Regions from separate parts of the Homo sapiens genome. Here region 1 is linked to region 2. A link is an interaction called in ENCODE POLR2A ChIA-PET data of the cell type or tissue named here. Cell type or tissue: OCI-LY7. All regions are shown on one strand. Links, peaks and the distances in the headings refer to the core of each region. The heading gives the core; the rest is flanking DNA.

What was found. Peaks named below come from ENCODE experiments on the same cell type or tissue, not always from the same donor. Only the 100,000 strongest peaks of a DNase experiment are listed, where the experiment ranks them.
Region 1: POLR2A ChIA-PET joins it to region 2 with 10 read pairs; 2 of 35 experiments call an interaction of 5 or more read pairs at or near these places.

Annotation. Positions count from the first base shown.
Region 1 is chr1:19,474,490-19,482,489 of GRCh38, reverse strand. The region is part of intron 1 of CAPZB (capping actin protein of muscle Z-line subunit beta); the gene reads left to right. Among named protein-coding and RNA genes, the nearest start is that of CAPZB, 7.0 kb to the left of the region's middle. RefSeq lists enhancers at 240-925, 4,705-4,804. In OCI-LY7, for the core only: no CTCF peak of the experiment used is centred there; DNase peaks (open chromatin) are centred at 4,969 and 5,439; H3K4me3 peaks cover 718 bases; H3K27ac peaks cover 1,608 bases.
Region 2 is chr1:19,674,772-19,687,603 of GRCh38, reverse strand. HTR6 (5-hydroxytryptamine receptor 6) reads right to left here. Exons shown (of 3, transcript NM_000871.3): 2 at 8,879-9,037; 3 at 6,638-8,685. The coding sequence ends at 8,236. It overlaps TMCO4 (transmembrane and coiled-coil domains 4), which reads left to right. Exons shown (of 16, transcript NM_181719.7): 16 at 4,160-5,364. The coding sequence ends at 4,564. Among named protein-coding and RNA genes, the nearest start is that of HTR6, 16 kb to the right of the region's middle. In OCI-LY7, for the core only: no CTCF peak of the experiment used is centred there; no DNase peak of the experiment used is centred there.

The DNA of each region.
Region 1 (8,000 bases), core at 1-8,000, 200 kb after region 2:
TGAGGCTTTAGCAGGAACGGGGACTAGGGAGGCCCCCTCAGGAATTGCTGCTCCAGCTCACAGATGGTTTTGCCTGGCAGGAGCTGATGGGAACTTGGTATTGTTACAAGGTGAAACAACATAGTTGACATTAATGTCTCTTGATGTGGATAAGACACATTGTTCAACTCACATCCCTCTTGTCTGTCTATACAGCCCTGTTCATTTAAGCCCACCTGGCCTCTTTTTGGTGGCATGCTTATAAAAAGTAGGCAGTGATCAGTGGCTTGAGATTAAGGAAATGATAAGCCGTGTCTTTGAAAGCAGATGCTCCTATTTATAACTCAGACATCCTATACTTTTACATTCCATGAGGTGGGGAACAGGACATGACTGACCACAGGGAAATGGTGGCAGGGCAGGTGCCTCGCCCGTTAGAAGCCTGCCCTCCCTCCAGGCTGGGAAATGCTTATTGTTAGGCAAATACTGAGGCATGTTGTGGGGTACCTGCAGCTACAGGATAATGTTAATTCAGCTTTTTGTGTATTAAGTGCCTACTCTGTGGTGCTTATGTGCTGAGGATGCAAGACAAGGATCTCTGCCCTCATGGCTCACATTGTTGAGGGGTGGGGATGTCATCGTTACCTAAAGCTTAAGGGGGAAAGAGCCTTGTTCAGTGTACCTGCAGGCACATCTGCATGAGCTATGGCAGGAAACTGAAGAGAAAGCTGGGGGCTTGTGCCAGGCTCCACTCCCAGGCCTTTTGGGGTGTGTCTTCTCTTGTGTCTGCCATTGGGTGGAATTGGATTGCACGTGCACGCAGTCCGCTCCTCTGCACAGCCAAGGCTTTCTGGGGCCCCGAAATGAAACCTTACAGTACCTTGGAAGTCCAGCCTGGGTAGCTTTGTCCAGCCTGTCCAACCCGGGTACCCGAGGATCTGCTGTGACCCAGAAACATGACTTAGGTTATAGCCCAGCCCCCATTTTACTCACAAGGAACCTGAAGCTTGAGAGCTTGAGTGACCGGTGTGAACAGCAGGCCTGGGATTCGGATCCCTGTCAGCCCAAGTCATGTGCTGGACCCCACTCACTGTGTTTTCCAGAACACAGTGAGCAGAGGGCCCCGTAAATACAGGATCTTGTCCCATTTCCCCTTGCAGCAGATCCACCAGTGAGGGTGCGGTGTGGAATTCCAGGGGATGCAACTGCAAGATCACCCATATTGGGACCAGCTAGAGCCATATGCTATTTCCAGACCTAGGCTTTCACAGATTCATGTTTCAGTGGAAGGAAAGGGAGGTTTAATGGTTATGGAGCACCAGCCACATGCTATGCACTCTGTTAGAACGGTCCTCACCACAGCCTGACAAGGTAGGTTCAACTTTAGGCTGGAGGCAGCATAGTACAAGAAAATAGAGTTAGGAGCCAGACTGCTTTAGGATAACAGTACCTCTGCATAAGGTCGTAATGAGGGTTAAGTAATATCTGTCAAGTGCATCCAGTAGCATCTGGCACATAGTGATGTAAACATTAACTATTGTTATTATCACCATTTTCCAAAAGTGTGCAAAGGGGTGTATGGTTAGTCCCTGTCTAGCTACTAAGTGGAGGAATTGGGTTTTCTGACTCCAGAGCAAACCGTTTTTCTCCACTCCGTACTGCCTGCCGATGGCTGCTTTGGAGTTTGTCTGGCTCTGGGTTGTGCCTTGAACGCACAACTTACCTAATAGAGCCTGGGGCTCTTTTCTCCATTAAAGACAAGCTCACTGTGAGCTGGGCACCATGTGTTGCCAGAGCCTCATGCTATATGTCAGGCCCGAATTCCTTGTTTGTGCCAGTGGAACCCCCTGTGACTGGAGGGTTCCTGCCCTCTTCCAGGCTTGGAAGAAGAGAGACAGGGCTGGGGACAGAGCATATGAGCTCTGTGAGAGCAGGGACCTTGTCTGTTTGGTTCCCTCTGAGTACCCCACACCTTGCACTGGCCGCCTGGCACTTAGCGCCAGCTACATAAACACTGAGTGAGAGCTGAGAGGCGGCTGCCTGCTCCACAGAACATGGTCTCTGCAGTTGGGCACATCTGGATTTGAGTCCTGTCTGCCACTCAGCATGTGACTGTCAGTGAGGCGGCTAATTCCCTTGGTCTCAGTTTTCCTGTTCCGTCGCATGAGGATAACATTTTATAGAGATGGGGAGTAGGGGTGAAATTTGTAATGTACTTACTCCAGTGCTTGGCACACAGTAGCTGTGGTTGTTGCATGTCTTATTCTGCATACCACAGAATAAGGGACACAAATAGAAGCCATCATCCCTGTCCTCTAATCTGGGAGGGGGAGGCAAGATGCGTCCAAAAAGCCAAGTGCAGCAGGAATGAAGTAGTACTAGAAAAGACTTAGCCAGGGACCCATGGGTGCTGTGGTCTGCCCATCCCTGCAGGCCTGGCTTGCATTTCCCCCTCCTCCACGCAGCCCTGCAGACCACTCCAGCCTGCAGTCGGCTTGGGGGCTGGGCATGAAGCCTGGGAAGAGTGTGCTCAGGCAGAGAGGACAGGGTGGGGTATGGTCAAGGGGACTGGCACAAAAGCAGAGGTCAGGGGGTGTGGTCACACAAGCAGTAGATGCGAGCCCATGGGGTGCCTCAGTCTCAGGAGTGAGTTGTGGAGTGCCTGAGTTGCTAAGCTAAGGAGTTTGCATTAGATCTGGGACAGTGTGGAGCCAGTGAAATTTTTGACAGGGCAGGTAGAAATTCGAGGAGGCTGGCAGAGCGGTGGTATTTTAGGAAGAGCCCTCTGGCTGTGCATGCAGGAGGCCTGGGAGGTGAAAGAGATGGGAGAGAGGCCTCCACAAGCATCAGCTTGTGAGCTTATGAGGGTCCTGGCCACTGTGCAGCTGTGGGTGTGGAAAGGAAGGGATGGTGGAAGGAGATAAAGGCAGAGTGACACGGAATGATTTACCACCTCTGGAGCTGAGGGGGTCTGCCCCAGAGCTGTCCCATGTAGGTGTTCTGATTGGACAGTTTATCATTGACACACAGCTATTTCAGGTCAGTCTAAATCCTAGATAGTGGTGTCTGCAAAGCCTTGAGAGCCTGTTAACAACTGAATGGGGATTTCAGTCTGGGTAGCCCAGTGATCCATCCAGCCAGTGACTCTGTGACTGCAGGTGGCACCAAGTTCAGCCTGATGCACACAGCATTAGGTTCTGGTGCCTAAGACACCAGTCTGCTGAGGGAGATGGTGGGGTGGCGGGCTCTGCATGGCAGCTGTAGGAATAACAGAAGCTAGTTTTTTTTTGTTTGTTTGTTTGAGACAGAGTCTCGCTCTGCCACCTAGGCTGGAGTACAGTGGCACGATCTCGACTCCCTGCAACCTCCGTCTCCTAGACTCAGGGAATTCTCTTGCCTCAGCCTCCCAAGTAGCTGGGACTACAGGTGCGTACCACCATGCCTAGCTAATTTTTTGTATTTTTAGTAGAGACAGGGTTTCACCATGTTGGCCAGGCTGGTCTTGAACGCCTGGCCTCATGATCTGCCTGCCTCAGCCTCCCAAAGTGCTGGGGATTACAGGCATGAGCCACTGTACTTGGCCAGGAGCTAGTTTTGACTGATGACTTTTTAATATTCCAGCCAGCCCTACGAGGCAGATTCTCATGTCACCCTCATTATGCAGGTGAGGAAACCGAGGCCCACCTGGCAGTCCTGGCACTGCGCTATGCTCCCTTTAGTGATTTTTTTCCATCGGGTCATTCATTCCGTGGATGTCTACTGAGCAGTCAGGTAGACCTAATAGAATATGCCATCTGAGTCTTAAGGTTAAATGGAGGAAGCGGGTGGAAGCAAGTATGTCCAAAGTTCTGAAAGACTCAGGAGTGAGTGCAGAACCAGCCTGGGGAAGTCCACAGCGTCAGACAGGCAGGGAGGCTGCTTGCCTGCGTTTTTCCGTGCTTCCTCCTATGGTCACCCCACATGTTTCTGACATCTCTGGATGCTTGTGAACAGGAGCCTTTGCCTACAACTTTCTAGTGTTAGGTTTTCAGTTGTGTCGTCACGTGTCTTGTAAGGCAACAACCCTGGTGGTTGCCATTCACCTGGCACGTAGTGATGATTGTGAGGACTGAGTTTATGTGTGGAAAGTGTAGACGATGCCTGGCACGTTGTAAGTGCAGTAGGAGTGTTATCTCTTATTATTGTGGTTATTCTGTTAACATGGATGGATGATAGGTGGTGTTTCATTTAACTTCCCAACCAGCCTGGAAGGCAGGTGCTAGTTCCTTCTTCTGAGACTCCAAGATGTAGAGTCCCTTGCCCAAGGAGAGTGGTCTTAAGGGGCTCATTCTGTTTAAACACCAGACTGCTGAAAACAGCAGCCCAGGGTTTCTGGTCTCAAGAGCTCTTACCACATTGCAGCTTGGAAGCAGTTGTTACCACTGGCTCAGACCCCGCACTTCTCCACCCTCTGCTTCAATTGCTCTGTGCAGCTTCCTCTTCTAGTGCTGAACTCAGCATGATGCTCCTGAGTTAGGCTCGGTATCTTATTTAACAGTGTTTGGGCTTGCTGTCTCAGAGCCCTAGTAAGTGGATTCAGGCATCGTATTTACCAAGTGAAGTACTTTAACTTAAAATAGAAAGTTAAACCAGGTGCTGTGGTGTGTGTCAGTGGTCCCAGCTACTCAGGAGGCTGAGGTGGGAGGATCGCTTGGGCCCAGGAGTTCAAGGCCAACCTGGGCAACATAGTAAGACCCCATCTTTCTTTCAAAAAAAGTTATGAAAAGATGCTTTTGCATTGCACCCTATCTGCTGGAGCTTCCAATTAGAATTGAGCCAGTGGCATTTTCCGGTGGTACCGGTGCCCTTTTCCCTTCTCAGTTGCAGCAGTGATTGGCAGGTAGAGTGTTGCTGCTGAAGGCTTCTCCGTCGTGAGGCTTTGACCCTGATGGGCTGTCGTTGGTTTCACATGAGTGGGCTCCCTGCGTTGCAGTTTTGTGCTCAGAAACTGGAAGGAGGAGCCTTAATCCACCACATCCTTCTGGTGTGAAAAGTCTTGAGACACTGAGGAACTCAGACTCCAAAAGAGCAGCGGCCAGGCTTGGCTGTTAGTTCCTCTGCTGAGAATTTCCAATGTGAGCTGTTGTCATGTCCTCAGTGTATACCCTCCAGACACCTTCTATCCTGAAATCTCTTTTGGGCACAGGGTGGTGTGGACCCCTGGTTGTCCTGAGATTTGAGACCTTGTTCAGGCAGAGAGGATGGGCTGGGGTGTGGTTAAGCAGAGTCCATTCTTGGTCTTGAGGAGTGCACTCATGGCACAGGCATCAGGGGATGCCATGAAATGAAGGATACCTTCAGTCTGTAGGCTGGTATTGAGTGTTCACTCACAGAGTGGCCCCTTCCTTCTGCCAGTATTTACCGGATGCCCACAGTCATTGTCTGTAATTCTCTCAACACCAACCCTGTGAGGTCTGTTTCCTCATTTTGCAGATAAGGAAACCGGAGCTCAGAGAGGTGTAGTAACTTGCTGAAGGGCCCCCAGCTAGTTAATGGCAGTTGCCATGGAGGTCCAGGTCCACCGCACTCAGCGCATGCTGATGGAATTCCCCTCTCCTGCCTCTCTGGCACCAGCCCATGGGGATGTTTATTTTATAGATGAGGAAACTGGGGCCGAGAGGTTCCCCTGTACGTCTAGCCACAGTGGCTGAAGAGGTCTGGGTTTTGTTTAGGAGGTTTTTTTGGTTCCACTTGTTGAAATGCAAGGAGATGGAACTTTGTGAACTGCAATCTGTTTTCCAAAAGATAGCCACTCAGCTGAAAGGGCGAGATAGTCTTAGCCTAGCGTCGGCCACTGTGTGGCTTGGCCTACTGGACAGGACGGTTCTTTGTGCAGTAGTGTCAGTGTCCCTGGCTCTTCCTGCCTGTGACGTGAGTGGCAGCAGCACATCTTAATCATTGCGACAGCCCTCCATGGGGACTATTGGGTGACAAAGCCTTGCAGGATCCTTTGGCTTTTTCCTATGAAGCCCCATCCCAGCCCTGGTCACCATATACAGTGTAAGATGCAGGGATTCTGAGAGGAAAGACAAAATTGGCCTGTTTGATTGATTGATTGAGACAGGGTCTCATTCTGTTGCCCAGGCTGGAGTGCATGGTTCCATCTTGGCTCACTGTAGCCTCAGCCTCCTCGGCTCAAGCAGTCCTCCCCCTTCAGCCTCTCATGCAGCTGGGATAACAGGCATGTGCCACAGTGCCTGCCAGCTGGGATAACAGGCATGTGCCACAGTGCCTGCCTGCCTGCCTATCTATCTATCTATCTATCTATCTATCTATCTATCTATCTATCTATCTATCTATCTACTTATTTTTTAGAGACAGAGTCTTACTTTGTTGCCCAGGCTGGTCTCGAACTTGTGGGCTCAAGGGATCCTCCCGCCTTGACCTTCTAAAATGCTGAGATTATGGGCGTGAAGCCACCATGCCTGGCCAAAATTGGCCTGTTTTAGTAGTTACCTGAGCTCAGGCAGATCGAGTTGGTTACCCTTGTTCTGCCTGGTAAGTTTGTTTCTTATCCTTAGGAGGGAAGATGAAAAATCCTGGCTCTCAGTCTTGGGGTGCTGAAGCAGTGTTACACACTGGCCCTGACACAGCCATTGCTCTACAGGTGTTAGATGAATGACTGAATGTCCAGTAGGTCCTTAATAAATGTAAGAATCCCTCCCTCCATTAGGTTGAACCATATGAAGTTGCCATTTTCCTAGGTAAAAAAGGGTTGAATTAACCAGCCTTTCATGTGGTTCAACCTAATACAGACTAAACACTGGGGCCAGGCAATTCCACTGTGAGACTAGCCATGTCCAGATCTCTGGGCCTGAGCTCTCGGCCAAGCCTGGCTTCTCCTAGGGCCTACCCAGTTGTCAGTGTCAGGCTCTCAGTCGAGAACAGAGGAGCCGAGCGGGGTCTGCCCCCGAGATGGGGCAGTGCTCTCTTGAGCGGTTCTGCTGCTCAGGACTGCCCCAGTGGTGCTGGCCTTGTCAGGGTTTGGCCGTGGTGGGAGCCGTGATCCTAACAGCAGCTGACATTTACTGAACGCTGTGCACATGGTGGGCGCTGAGCGCTTGGCCTGAAGTCACACTGGTGGCTTTCTTGGAGTTTCTATGTGATCCCAGGCAGTCATGATTCCTAGTCCAGGGGCAGTGAAGGGCAGACTCTGGAGCCAGAGAGCCTGGCTTCAGGTCCAAGATGTATAGACCAGGGCAGTTCCCTTCACTCTGTGCCTCCATCTCCTTGTCTAAGAAATGGTGAGCATAAAAGTAGATATTTCTGATGGATTTTATGAGGATTAAATGAGTTAATATGTGTAAAGCCAGGCAAGTGTTAACCATAATTATTAACATTAACCACAACACGATGTTATTATCAGTGACATGGACTCGTAGTGTGTTATTAGAGCCGGAAGGGTCTTCGCATGTGGACACTCCCTTTGCTTTGTGTTGGGAGCTTGGACTTAGTGTGGACACCTGATCTCCCGCCTCCTCCATAGCTCCCTGCAGGTCCTTGTCAGTTCTGGGCCTCGCAGACCATGCACCTGCCTCTCCATGAACAAGTTGTTTGAAATGGTGCTTTTGTTTCAGGTGATAATACAAGTCACTCTTCTGGAAGACTTAATTTTTTTGTTTCTCTGGGTGTAAGTGGCCCACCCAGGCATGCCAGTTACATTTGGTACCCAGAGCCTTTGAGGCAGCCAAAGTATGGTGCCTTTAGATGCTCCTCGTCACCCGCACGACCCCCTCAACAGGTACTGTGTTTATTTTCTGGTCCATTTTCTCCTCTTGTGAAGGTGGCAGGTCTTCCTAGGCACTCTCAGCTTCTACTAACCCGTTTGCATTGGTAAACTGCCCCGTACTTACAAGCTGCCCTGCTTCAGGGTTTGATATTTCATTTTAAGGGCAGGTGTTTGATTCTAAGGCATGTGAAGTGTCAGGGTTTAGGTTTAAGAAGGGGGCAAGATAAAGGAATGCAGGAAGAAAAATAGGGCT
Region 2 (12,832 bases), core at 266-8,265:
GAGCAGCCATCTTGGGCTCCCAAATGGATCAGCCCAGCTAACTCCCTACTCTCCATCCCCCACTCGTAGGAAACTAAGGTAAGGGAACTCATATTTACAGAGTACCTCCTGGGGTGCCAGGCACTGTGCTTCATGGTTTGTATTATTTCTTCCCAGCAACTCCTTTAGGTAGGTATCACTAACTCAAATTGCATGATGTCTCTTTAAAAGTGTTTGGGGCAGGGCATCGTGGCTCATGCCTATAGTCTCAGCAATTTAGGACGCTGAAGCAGGAGGATCTCTTGAGCCCAGGAGTTTGAGACCAGCCTGGAGAACATAAGAAGTCCCCATCTCTACATTTAAAATTTAAAAGGCCAGGTGCAGTGGCTCACGCCTGTAATCCCAAGCACTTTGGGAGGCCAAGGAAGGCGGATCACCTGAGGTTGGGAGTCCGAGACCAGCCCGGCCAACATGGTGAAATACTGTCTCTACTAAAAATACAAAAATTAGCCAGGTGTGGTGGTGCACATCTGTAATCCCAGCTACTTGGGAGGCTGAGGCACGAAAATAGCTTGCACCTGGAAGGCAGAGGTTGCAGTAATCCAAGATCATGCCATTGCACTCCAGCCTGGGCAACAGAGCAAGACTCCGTCTCAAAAAAAAAAAAAATTAAGAAAAACAAAAAGTGTTTTGGATCATATAGGAACATAATATCAAAAGCTAGCATTCTCTGAGTTCCTATGAAGTGCCAGGCCCTTGAACTCCTTATAGCAATCATTCAAGGTCATGACTCTCATTTTACAGATGGGGAAGCTGTGGTTCAGGAAATTGTGAGGACTGGCCCAGTTACTGGTAAGAGACAGAGCCAAGGCTGGTACCCCAGCTTTTCAGAGAGTCCAAACTTAGGTTCCTTCTCAGGCCCTGCAGCCACTAAATATGTGTCCTGCTGCAGAGGGGCACTGGCTGTGCCTTGACAACCACCCTGAGCCCAGGGCCCTGAAAACCACTTAGATGTGTGAATACACGTGTGTGTATTTTCCCTGGAATCTGTTTAAAAGCATTCGTGAGGAAAGGAACGAGAGGTGGGCAGATTCTAGTGGTGAGAAAATAACAAAACTGTACAGGGAATTGTCTTTTCGTGTTTTTGAAAAATCATTTGATTAATACAGTGTGATTTGCAATTCAAATGGAAATGCAGATGTTACCAGCAGTGTCTTTGTGCTGTTTTCTGAGATTCCCAACAACAGCCTCCCTGGTGTTTTTCCTGTCCTTTTTTTAAAAAGAAAGCCTTCCCCTTCAGCCTTAAAGGAAAGTCCGGTCTCATGCGCATCTTTGGCACTAAAGCAGGCCCCCTCGACTGGCTGGGTATAACGTGAGACTCCATCTCAGGGGCAGATCCAGGCTGAGCAGCTTCTGCAGGCAGCATCTCAGGCTCAGCACCAGACTGTGCTGTTCATGCGCTGTGTGTCATTAAGCAAACCGCCACCCCTCTCTGGGCTTTGCTGCCCTTCTCTGTAAAGTGAGGATGATTTTTAACCTTCCTTCCTTCCCCAGCTGATTTTCTCTGAAGAGAACAGGCTTTAGAAACAGGCCTGGATGGCCGGGCGCAGTGGCTCACGCCTGTAATCCCAGCACTTTGGGAGGCCGAGGTGGGTGGATCATGAGGTCAGGAGATCAAGACCATCCTGGCTAACACAGTGAAACCCTGTCTCTACTAAAAATACAAAAAAAATTAGCCGGGCATGGTAGCGGGCACCGTGGCAGATGCCTGTAGTCCCTGCTACTCGGGAGGCTGAGACAGGAGAATGGCATGAACCTAGGAGGCAGAGCTTAAAGTGAGCCAAGACTGCACCATTGCACTCCAGCCTGGGCAACAGAGCGAGACTCTGTCTCAAAAAAAAAAAAAAAAAAAAAGAAACAGGCCTGGATTCAAATCCCAGCCCTGCCAAGTTCTAGCTGTGTGACCTTGGGTAAGTCACTTTACCTCCGTGTGGCTCAATTTCATCTACAGTGAGCAGCCGACACCTAGCAAAGGAGTATATCCAAGAAGCTTATTTGCTGCAATGTATTAAGGACCTACTACGTGTCAGGCATTGTCCATTATTACATCTAGGCATCAGGCATTTCAATCACACCCCTACTTGTTGCTCACCAACATATCCCAACACAAAAATGGGATGAACGTATGACTCTGACGAAGGGGGTGGCCACTTCTGAGTTCTTGGCCTTTGTCTTAGTTAAGATGCAGACCCATATAACAGAGGCCCTGCTAATGTTTTTTGTCTGTTTGTTTTTTCTGGAGACAGGGTCTTGCTCTGTCGCCCAAACTGGAGTGCAGCGGCACAATCAGGGCTCACTGCAGCCTCAGCCTCCCAGGCTCAAGCCATCCTCCTACCCCAGCCTACATAGTCACTGGAATTACAGGCACACGCCACCATGCCCAGCTAATTTTTGTATTTTTTTGTAGAGACAGGGTTTCCCCATGTTGCCCAGGCTGGTCTCAAACTCCTGGGCTCAAGTGATTTTCCCACCTTGGCCTCCCAAAGTGCTGGGATTATAGAGGTGAGACACTGTGCCTGGCCTAATTGTCTTAAATACACTAGGGTTGATTCTGTCACATAAAAGAAATCAGAATAGGCCATTTAGGGCTGATGTGCCACTCCACAGTCTTCAAGGACCAAATTTCCCTCTTGCTGCTTGTTCTGCCTTCCTTAGTGGGCTGACTCATGGCCCAAGATGGCTGCTCAAGCTCTGGCCATCTCGTCTGAATTCCAGCCAGCAGGAAAGAGGACATGAGGGAAGAAGAGCACTCCTCCTCTTAAAGAGAATTCCAAGGAACACCACATCACACTACCGCTTCAACTCATGGGCCAAAACTAGTCACAGTGCTATTCCTAGCTGCAAGGAAGCCTGGGGAGTGTGCCCAGCTATAAATGTGAGTCCTTGTGACTAAAGAATAAACGGCAGAGTGAGTTGTAGCCAGCACCTTGCAGTCTATGCTGTAGCTTTCTTTCCAATTTGAGGACTTTTCCAGGGAAAATCCTCACAGCCAACCTCTGGTGAAACTACCCTTGTGTTCCCCTTTTTACAGCGGAGGAAGTTGAGAGCCAGAGGGGTAGAGGGGTAGAGGGGCTTGACCAAGGTGTCACAACTAGTGAACAGCAGAGCCCTTCTGGAGTAGCCTAGAGCTGCAGGCATCAGCTGGGCACAGTGCCTCAGGCCTGTAATCCCAGCACTTTGGGAGGCTGAGACAGCAGGATTTCTTGAGGCCAAGAGTTCAAGACCTGGGCAACATAGGAGACCCCATCTCTACAACATTTAAAAATTAGCCAGTCATGGTAGCATGCACGTGTAATCCCAGCTACTCAGGAGGCTGAGGTGGGAGAATCACTAGAGCCCAAGAGGTCAAGGCTGCAGTGAGCTATGGTTGTACCACTGCACTCCAGCCTGGACGAGAGAGAGAGAACCCATCTCTCTCTCTCTCTGTTTTCATTTTTCTTTTTTCTCATGCTATTTTAACAAAAAGCCCATCCCTTAAAAAAAAAAAAAAAAAAAAAAAAAGCTGCCGGGCACAGTGGCTCACGCCTGTAATCCCAACACTTTGGGAGGCTAAGGCCAGTGGATCACTTGAGGCCAGGAGTTCGAGACCAGCCTGGCCAATATGGTGAAACCCCTTCTCTACTAAAGATACAAAAAATTACTGGCATGGTGGCACACGCCTGTAATCCCAGCTACTCAGGAGGCTGAGGCAAGAAGATCACTTGAACCTGGGAGGTGGAGGTTGCAGTGAGCCAAGATTGCGCCACGGCACTCCAGCCTGGGCAAGAGCCTGTCTCAAAAAAAAAAAAAAAAAAAAAAAAAAAAAAGCTTCAGACAAAGAACGAGAGCTTCTACTCCACCTTTCTGTTTATCAGGAGATTCCTTCCTGCCCCAAAAGGATCCAGATTTTTTAGAGAAACATCCTTCATCTTTATTTAATAAATTCTAGAACAGCTTTGAACATAGAGCCTTCCCACCCACTCTGGATTTGAGAGCCACTGAGGGATGGAGTCATGGGTTTGGTGATTCGTTGGCTGTGGATGCTCAGGGCAAGGCTGAGGCCCAGAAGTTTGGCCGGAGGTCCCTGGGGAGGGCTGGGCTCTGCACACCCACGGTGGTGCTCACTCACTGTCTCCTGCAGGTCAGCGGCCACCTGGACTATGCCAAGCAGATGGATGCCATCCTGAAGGCCGTGGGCATCCGCACCAAGCCAGGCTGGGACGAGAAGGGGCTCTTGCTGGCCCCAGGCTGCCTGCCCTCCGAGGAGCCTCGCCAGGCAGCAGCTGCCGCCTCATCAGGCGAGACCCCCCACCAGGTTGGGCAAACCCAGGGTCCCATATCCGGAGACACCTCCAAATTGGCCATGTCCACAGACCCCAGCCAAGCCCAGGTGCCAGTAGGGCTGGACCAGTCTGAAGGGGCCTCCCTTCCTGCTGCTGCCAGCCCTGAAAGGCCCCCCATCTGCAGCCATGGCATGGACCCCAACCCACTGGGCTGCCCCGATTGTGCCTGCAAGACCCAGGGCCCCAGCACGGGGCTGGACTGACCACAGCAGGGGACCTGAGCCGTCTTCCCCAGTCTCCATATGCAGCTCTCTCTTATACCCTCGGGTTCCTCCCAGGAGCTCTGGAGGTACAGGATTTCCACAGGCCTCTTTCCTAAATGGAAGGAATTGGAACTGAAAGGGAAAGGAAATGGAAGGAAGGGGAATTTGGAGGAGAGAACACGCCCACCCTTGGGAAGCTGCCTGTCCCCAGAGGAGCCCCACCAGGGAGCAGCTGCCCCCTCATCAGAGACCTGCAGAGTCAACCAAGCACAGGTTAGAGTCCCAGGACCGGAAACCAACTGTGGGCTTTCTGTACTTCTCATAGCTTTGGAGTCTGGCTGTCCATCAGGAGGTCCCGAGGGCTCTCTGGGGCCTGAGGCTCCCACACCAGCTCTCCCCTGGCCTCAATAAAACCAGGTGCATGCCTGTTCTTCCATCCACACTCCAGGGCTGCCCACCAGCTGACAGGCACCATCAACTGGCAGCAACAGAGCAGGCGCAGGTACAAAGAAGGCAGCTCACTCCTGCTCTTAGGAGATCCAATCAGATCTGCCCTGTACAGCCATGTAGGCTGTGCGCTGCATAACTCCAGGGACATGAGTCACACAGACACAATGTGAGTGTGCTCCCCCGTCATGCAACATCTGGACACCACTAACAGAGCATGGTGAATACATGCTGAATTGCATTCAGTATGGCTGTGAACTAGGCCTGGGGACAAGAATGAATTTTACATGGAAAGAATTTCCTGTAGCAGGAACAGAGGGGATAACAACAGCAATAAATAATAATAAGAAGAAGCTACCACTTCTTGAGCATGTACCACATACCAAGTGGTTGCCTGGGTTGTGTCAGTTGGAATTCACAGCAATCCTATGAGGTAGGGACTATTATTATCTTCATTTTATATTTGGGGAAACTGAGGCTCAGAGGGATCAGGTAACCTGCTGAAGGCCAAACAGCTGGTTAACGATGGAGCCAAGTTCCAGGCCCCTGTATGTCAGACTCTAATGCCCAAGTCCCAAGCCACTGGGTCTGCATCCGTGAGAGCTTTCCTCTTTGTTCCTCCCACAGTCCCTGAATGGCAGGGCCAGAGATAATGCACCCTTGTTGTGCAGATGGAGAAATCAAGGCCCAGGCAGAGGAAGGATTGACAAGCTCTGGGGGAGGTGGGAGGAGGGCAGCAAAAATTAGAGTCGTAGAACATAGGAGCCAGATCCCTGCTCAGGTGCGTGTGTATTCATTTGTTCATTCGACACACATTTATGGCTCACGCCTGTAATCTCAGCACTTTGGGAGGCCAAAGTGGGAGGATTGCTTGAGGCCAGGAGTTGGAGATCAGCCTGGGCAACATAGCGAGACCCAGTCTTGACAAAAAATTAAAATAAAAAAATTAGCCACTGCCAACTACTCAGGAGACTGAGGCAGGAGGATTACCTGAGCCCAGGAGCTCGAGGCTGCAGTGAGCTATGATTGTGCTGCAGCACTCCAGCCTGGGTGACAGAGTGAGACTCTGACTCTTTTTTTTTTTTTTTTTTGAGACGGAGTCTTGTCTTGTCACCAGGCTAGAGTGCAATGGCATGATCTCAGCTCACTGCAACCTCCACCTGCCAGGTTCAAGGGATTCTCCTGCCTCAGCCTCCTGAGTAGCTGGGATTAAGGCACTTGCCACCACGCCTAGCTAATTTTTTGTATTTTTAGTAGAGATGGGGTTTCACCATATTGGCCATACTGGTCTCCAACTCCTGACCTCAGATGATCCACCCACCTCAGCCTTCCAAAGTGCTGGGATTACAGGCATGAGCCACCATGCCCAGCCAACTCCAACTCTTAAAACACAAAATTTAAAAACAAGTATTTATGCAACTCTTGTTGCTTTTAAACTAAGCTGCTCATGTCATACATGGGAAATGGAGGCTCTGAAAGGGGAAAGGATTTTTCTGGGGTCCCAGATTGAAGGGGCAGAATCTGGACCAGAACCCAGGACACCTACACCCAGGCCTCCCCACGACACCAGCTGCTTCTCAAGCCCCGAGTGGCCCCTCAGTTGAATCCAGTCCACACCACAGCCACTGCCTTCAGCTAGAGTTTATTGAGAGTCCCCTTGGGCAGACCTGGGGGATAGGGGAAGCCCCGCAAGCACCATGGCCCCTCAGAGGCCAGCCGCCGGGGCCAGAGTTGTGTCTCATCAGCACCAAGGAGAGGGCCAGGCCAGGCATGGAGGACCCCCTGGGAGTTTGTGTTGATGGAACTTGGGGGAGGCAGGGCTGAAAAGGGACCTATGGCAGGTAAACTGGCGACCAAGAGTTCCCCAACCCCCTGCCCCCAGAAACCAAGGCCCCTGTGCCAGAGTCCACCTGCCTGCCTCGTGGGCCCCACCTCACACCAGGAACAGCTCTTTGACTCTACTCTGCTGACCCAAGTAGCTACCATTCCCATTTCTCTCACTGACCCCAGGGAAGGCCAGAGGCAGGTGGGCAAGGGGCTGGGTTTATCCCCATCAGTTGTTCCCTTCTAGGTCCAAGGACCCCCCAGGATTGAGGAAAACCAGTTCTGAGGCTGAAAAAGAAACTGCCACCTGCCCCTTTTGCCCCCAGGAAAGGCAGGGCAGCAGCTTGGGAGCTGGGAGGGTCCCTGAGAGATGGGGTCCCCACCCAGGAGCCAGAACAGGGAGTTGGGGAACCAGAGTCAGGCTTTGGGAGGCTAGGCCAGGGCTGAAGAGGGGGAGGCAAATGGAAAGAGAACAACGGGAGCAAAGAGCCCTTCCTGACACACAGCCGGAGAGGCCAGGGGGCTGGATAGCCGGGGGTCGTAACAACAGAACGTACCAATTAACTGACCGTGTACTGGGTGCTGGGCACACATTGTCTTAATTCTCAAGACAACCTGCAAGATAGGCATCATTTCTCTACCTTACACATGGGATAACCGAGGCTCGGAGAGGTTAAATAACTCGTGTCAGGCCCCAGAGCTCATAGGTGGTAGAGCAGAGGCCCACATGCATGCCTGCCTGCCTCCCAGGTGCAGCTGCTGCCACATATATACCAGGGAGGGGAGACTGACAGGTCCAAAAACCATCCAGCAAATCATTCTGAGGGTTAAAGATGATCTAAGGCAGCACATCTCAAACTGTAATGGGCACATGATTCACCTGGGATCTTGGTAACATGCAGTTCTGACTCAGCAGGTCTGGGCAGGGGCAGAGATGTGCATTTTTCACAAACTCCCAAAGGTGACGGCAATGCCGATTGTCCATGGACTACACTGTGAGTAGCAAGGGGTTCAGCCCAGCATTAATCCATGCCTGCAGGTGGGGGCATTCCCTCCCGTCCAGCCTGACAGAATGGGCAAAGGTCATGATTGTTTTCATCCTAACCTGAACCAAGAGGTCCTTCTCCCCAACATCCAGAGTCCTCCAGCCCATCCTCTGCACACACAAGTTACACTCAACAGTGGAGCATCCTTCAGAACACGATATCTGAGTCAGCTATGATCCCTGCAGGTAAGGGGCCTGGAGATGGCAGCAGGGGGTCAGCTCTGCGCACCCCTCTGGAGCTCAGAGGGCTTCTAGGAGACTTGCAGCCTCCTGGTCTTAGCCAAGAGCTGGCCCAAGGACTCAGGGTCTGGGTTCTGCTCAATCCAGCTCCCCATTGGCCAGCCCCAAGCCCGGGTCAGTTCGTGGGGATGCCAAGTGGATGCGGCCGCAGCTCGGGCTCCGCGGGGTCGATGTTGAAGAAATTGACGGCGGCAGCGGCCCTGGTGGGCAGCGGGGGGTCCTGGGTGGCCTCGCCAGGAAGCAGCAGCTGGGCCGTGAGCCGCAGGCCCGAGGAGCCGCCTGAGCCTGCGTCTGAGTCCGAATCTGAGTCCGGCGGCAGGGGCAGCGGCAGCACCTGCTGTAGGCTAAGGCCGGGCCGGGGGCCGCTGTGAGAGGTGCGCAGTGATGGCGAGGCCAGGCTGGCCTGGCGCTCCCGGGGACAGCGTGGACATGGCAGGAACCTGCCCAGCGCCCGCTTGAAGTCCCGCATGAAGAGTGGGTAGATGATGGGGTTCATGGTGCTGTTACAGTAACCCAGCCATGTGAGGACATCGAAGAGGCCTGGGGAGATGCAGTCGCACACGGCCTGGGGGGAGGGGATGCATCATGCCTGGTCCCAGGGCAGGGACCCAGGCCACCCTTCCCAGCATGTATGGAGCAGACACACACACACACGCACCACGAGAGGCAGCCTACCCTCCCCTGTCCCCATGCCTGGGCTGGGATCCAGGGCCTCTCCTGCAAGGGCCGGACTCACCTGCCCCCTGCCGTGGCATTACCTGGACTATGTTGGCCACAAAGAAGGGCAACCAGGTCACAAAGAACATGCCCAGCAGGATGCCCAGCGTCAGGCTGGCCTTCAGGGCCTTCCTGCTGTGCTTCGTGGCTAGACGCCTGCTGTCAGCAGACTCCACCCCTGGGCGTGGGGTCCTGGGCACCTGCGGAAAGGAAGGCCACATGAGTCCGTTGAGAAAGGGCCCCCGTCTGACCCTGATCCTAGCCACAGACTGAGCTTCAATCCTAATTCTAGACTGAGCCCTAGTGCCAGGATTAAACTGGGCCCTGTTCCTTGACTGAGTCCCAACTAGAGTCCTAGACTGAGCCCTGACCCTGACTCCAGGCCAAGCCCTGACATCAGCAATAAACCAAGCCCTGACCTTGGCCCCCCACTGAACCCTGACACCTACCATAAAGCCCTACATAACCAAGTTCTCAAACCAAGCCTCAACTGTGGACCTAGACTGAGCTCTGATCCTGGTCCCACACTGAGCCCTGACCCTGACCCAGAATTTCATAAGGAGCTCTAGGAAGTGCAGTGAGACAGAGCAATACCTGAAACACAAATCAGATGGTTCAGAAGAACAACCATCCCTGCAAAGACAATACGTGACACAGGCCAACACACACATTACAATGAGCCCAGCACCTTCCAAAGCCTTTAGCGCTACAGAAATCAATTGCAATTGACTGGGCACAGTGGCTCACGCCTGTAATCCCAGCACTTTGGGAGGCCGAGGCAGGCAGATCACTTGAGGTCAGGAGTTTGAGACCAGCCTGGCCAACAGGGTGAAACCTTGCCTCTACTAAAAATACAAAAATTAGCCAGGCGTGGTGGCAGGCACCTGTAATCCCAGCTACTCAGGAGACTGAGGCAGGAGAATTGCTTGAACCCAGGAGGTGGAGGTTGCAGTGTGCCAAGCTCACATCACTGCACTCCAAGCCTGGGTGACAGAGCGAGACTCTGTCACACACACAGACACACACAAAATCAATTGCAATTGAACAGTACTTGAAAAAGAGGACCTGTTACTGTCCAGAGCTTGGCAATTGCTTTGTATGTGGATTGTCTTCACATTTGGGAGCAATAGTCTTGCCTGGGCAATTACTCTTGAGCCCCACAAAATAGAAAGGCTTTTTTGAGAATGTGTGCACAGAGCCAATGTTTGCAGCTAAATCTCTTAATAGGCTCCTAAGGATGCTGGTTACCTTGGCATTTTATAGCTCAATTATACTGCGAACTGGCAGGCATCTCCATTCTCAAAAGTGGACAGGAAGAGGAGGAAGGGGTAGGAGGGAGGAAGAGAAAGAAGCTACTTCCCAGCAGCCACTGAAAGGAAGGCATGGGCCCGGGGAGGTTAGAATTTGACTTTGCAAACTGGCCCCCACAGTCCCAAAGGGCTCTCTGAGCTGGATCATTCTTTAGCTCAGCAGTGCTCTTCACTTGTTAAACTTCATGAGCCTTTTGAAAATCTAATGAAATCTCACACACACACACACACACACACAAACCTCTCCCCAGAAAATAAAAGGCTTGTAAATTTTTACACACACACACACAGACAAGAAAACAACGTTTCACACTTCCAGAAGGTTCAGAGATGACCTTGAAGTCTCTAGGTTTCCACCAGAAACCCCTAGGAGTCCGTGAAAGCTGGGATGTGAAGCCCTCCTCTAAACCATGTGTTTCTGTAATCAACGTGGATTTTCATATATTAGATTTACACAAAATTAGGCCCACCTCTATTTACTATTTAATGCCCGTGGGCAGTGGTGTGCACAATTCATCATGAGCTACGCAAAGGGTGTGTTTGCGGTCTGTGAATACATCTGGGCTTTGACAGCCAGGGATTTTCCCGGCACTGGGATTTGTCCAGTTCCTAAATTGCGTGAGAGCCCTGCTTAGTTCTCGAGGCCAGAGGTGGGTTGGATATGGGGAGATGAGGTCAGAAGGAGGCAGGAGCAGAGCCAGATTCCCAGGCAACCTTCCGCAGATGGAAAGGCGGAGGAGGCAAAGCCAAGATGTGTCAACTCCAGGGAGCACCAAAGCCAACACCCCACCCCACTCTGCTGCGCATGCCCTCTCCTCCAGCCCCGGCTCTTTCTAGGCCTCCAGAGTTGGTGTCTTGTCCATGGTGCTGAAACCCCAACTACACGCGGTCTTTTCATAGAAGCTGGAATTCTAATTCTGAAATGGCAAGGAGGTTGCTGGGGCAGGGAGACGAAGCACATCGTAATCCCCACCCCTCAACGTGTTTCTTCACATGAAATCTGGTTGTACAAATATCAAGGTTATACAAATTCACAACAGAGGCCTTGGTTTCTCCCTTCTGTCTTGGTGAGACAGCATTGTACAGAGGCAAAACCTGGGCTTTTAAGACAGGTGATCTGGCTTCAAATCAAAGTGGCCTCTACCACTTACTCGCTCTGTGATCTTGAGAGAGCCTCTGTTTCCACATCTGCAAAATGGGAGAAATGATACTCAGCTTACGGCGTCGCTGTGAAGCTATGGATAATAAATGCATGCACAGAGTCTGACGTTGAGTAGGTGCTAAATACCTGGTAGCCATGTTGCTGTTTCAGTGATATGTGTTGTGAGGTTGGGGTGATTTTGAGCACTGTTGGGGAGCCTGTCCTTCTGCCAGCAGCTCTGGCCTCCCCAAAGCAGCACAGACACCAAGACAAATGCTCTGAGTCACCACGCTGCGGCTCAGATGCTATGACTAGAGGATGCTCTCCTCCGACTCCACCCCATCATACACGAGTCTGCTCCAAAGTCATTCCAAGTTAGCAAGGGAGTAAAAGAGGGTTTTACTCTCCTCTCTCCTCTTCTAGTTTTCTCTCCTCCAGAGTGGACTCTATATGGCTTTTGTGACCACACCATGGTCAGCCTGGAGGAAGAGGCTCCTGCTTCCCCAAAAGAATCTCCTAAGACCTGCCACACCTTCAAATTGCTGCCATCAATGGGAATAGACGGCATGGAGAGGGATGAGACACTGTCTCATCCAGGCATCGCTCTGACCCTTAGTGACCTGAGGAGGGCAGGGGAGAGGAGGTAGCCCTGATCTTATCACAGCTCTAGGGCATGGGGGAAACTGAGGCACTAGGGGGAATATCTCAGGTCAATCATTGGGGGAAGGAGCTCCAGAGAATGGGGTGAAGATGAACTGAGATTCCCTTTCTAGTCTCCCTGGGAACAACTCCAGGTTTTTCTTTCTCCTCTGCTTTCCAGAGAGTTGACTCAAGAACACAGGGAAGAGGAAAGAGAGAAGGAAACTGAGGCTCAGAAAGGGTAGAGGACACTCTACCCTTCCCAAGGTCACACTGTTCCAGTACAAGGCCTCCAACCAAAACCTGAGTGGCCCTGAACAAATCAGCATTATCATCCCCATTTCTCGAGCACTTACTACACATCAGCATTTGATAGTCATTAGGTCATTCAGTCTTTATGAGAGGTAGGCATTGTCATCCCCATTTTGCAGATGAGACAACTGAGGCTCGGAGAGGCAAAATGACTTGCCAGAAGTCACACAGCAGTTAAGAGTTGAGTTAGGGATTCCATCATTTCTGGCCTCAGGAACACCACTCTGCCCACTTCACCAAGCTGCTTCCACCTTTGGAGACGGCATCCATGGGCCCAGTCAGGTGGGGTTACAGAAACCCCACCACTGTCAGCAAGAGGCCCTCATGGAGCAGAAGCCAATGGCTGTCACTAGTCCACACCCCGGCATCTGGCTGATGCTGGCATCACCCTTCTGGATTCTCTCTCCCCCATAAGCACCTCGCAGCCCCTTGGGGCCATGTCCTGTCGTTTGCATCTCCCTTCTGTATCAGTGTCAGAGGGCAGCTTCCTGAAGGACAATCCAGGGCCCTTCCAGCCAACAATCACACATACAGCTTCCAGCCAACACCTACATTCATGTCTGCACGCTTCACATATCCAAGAATGTGTCCCA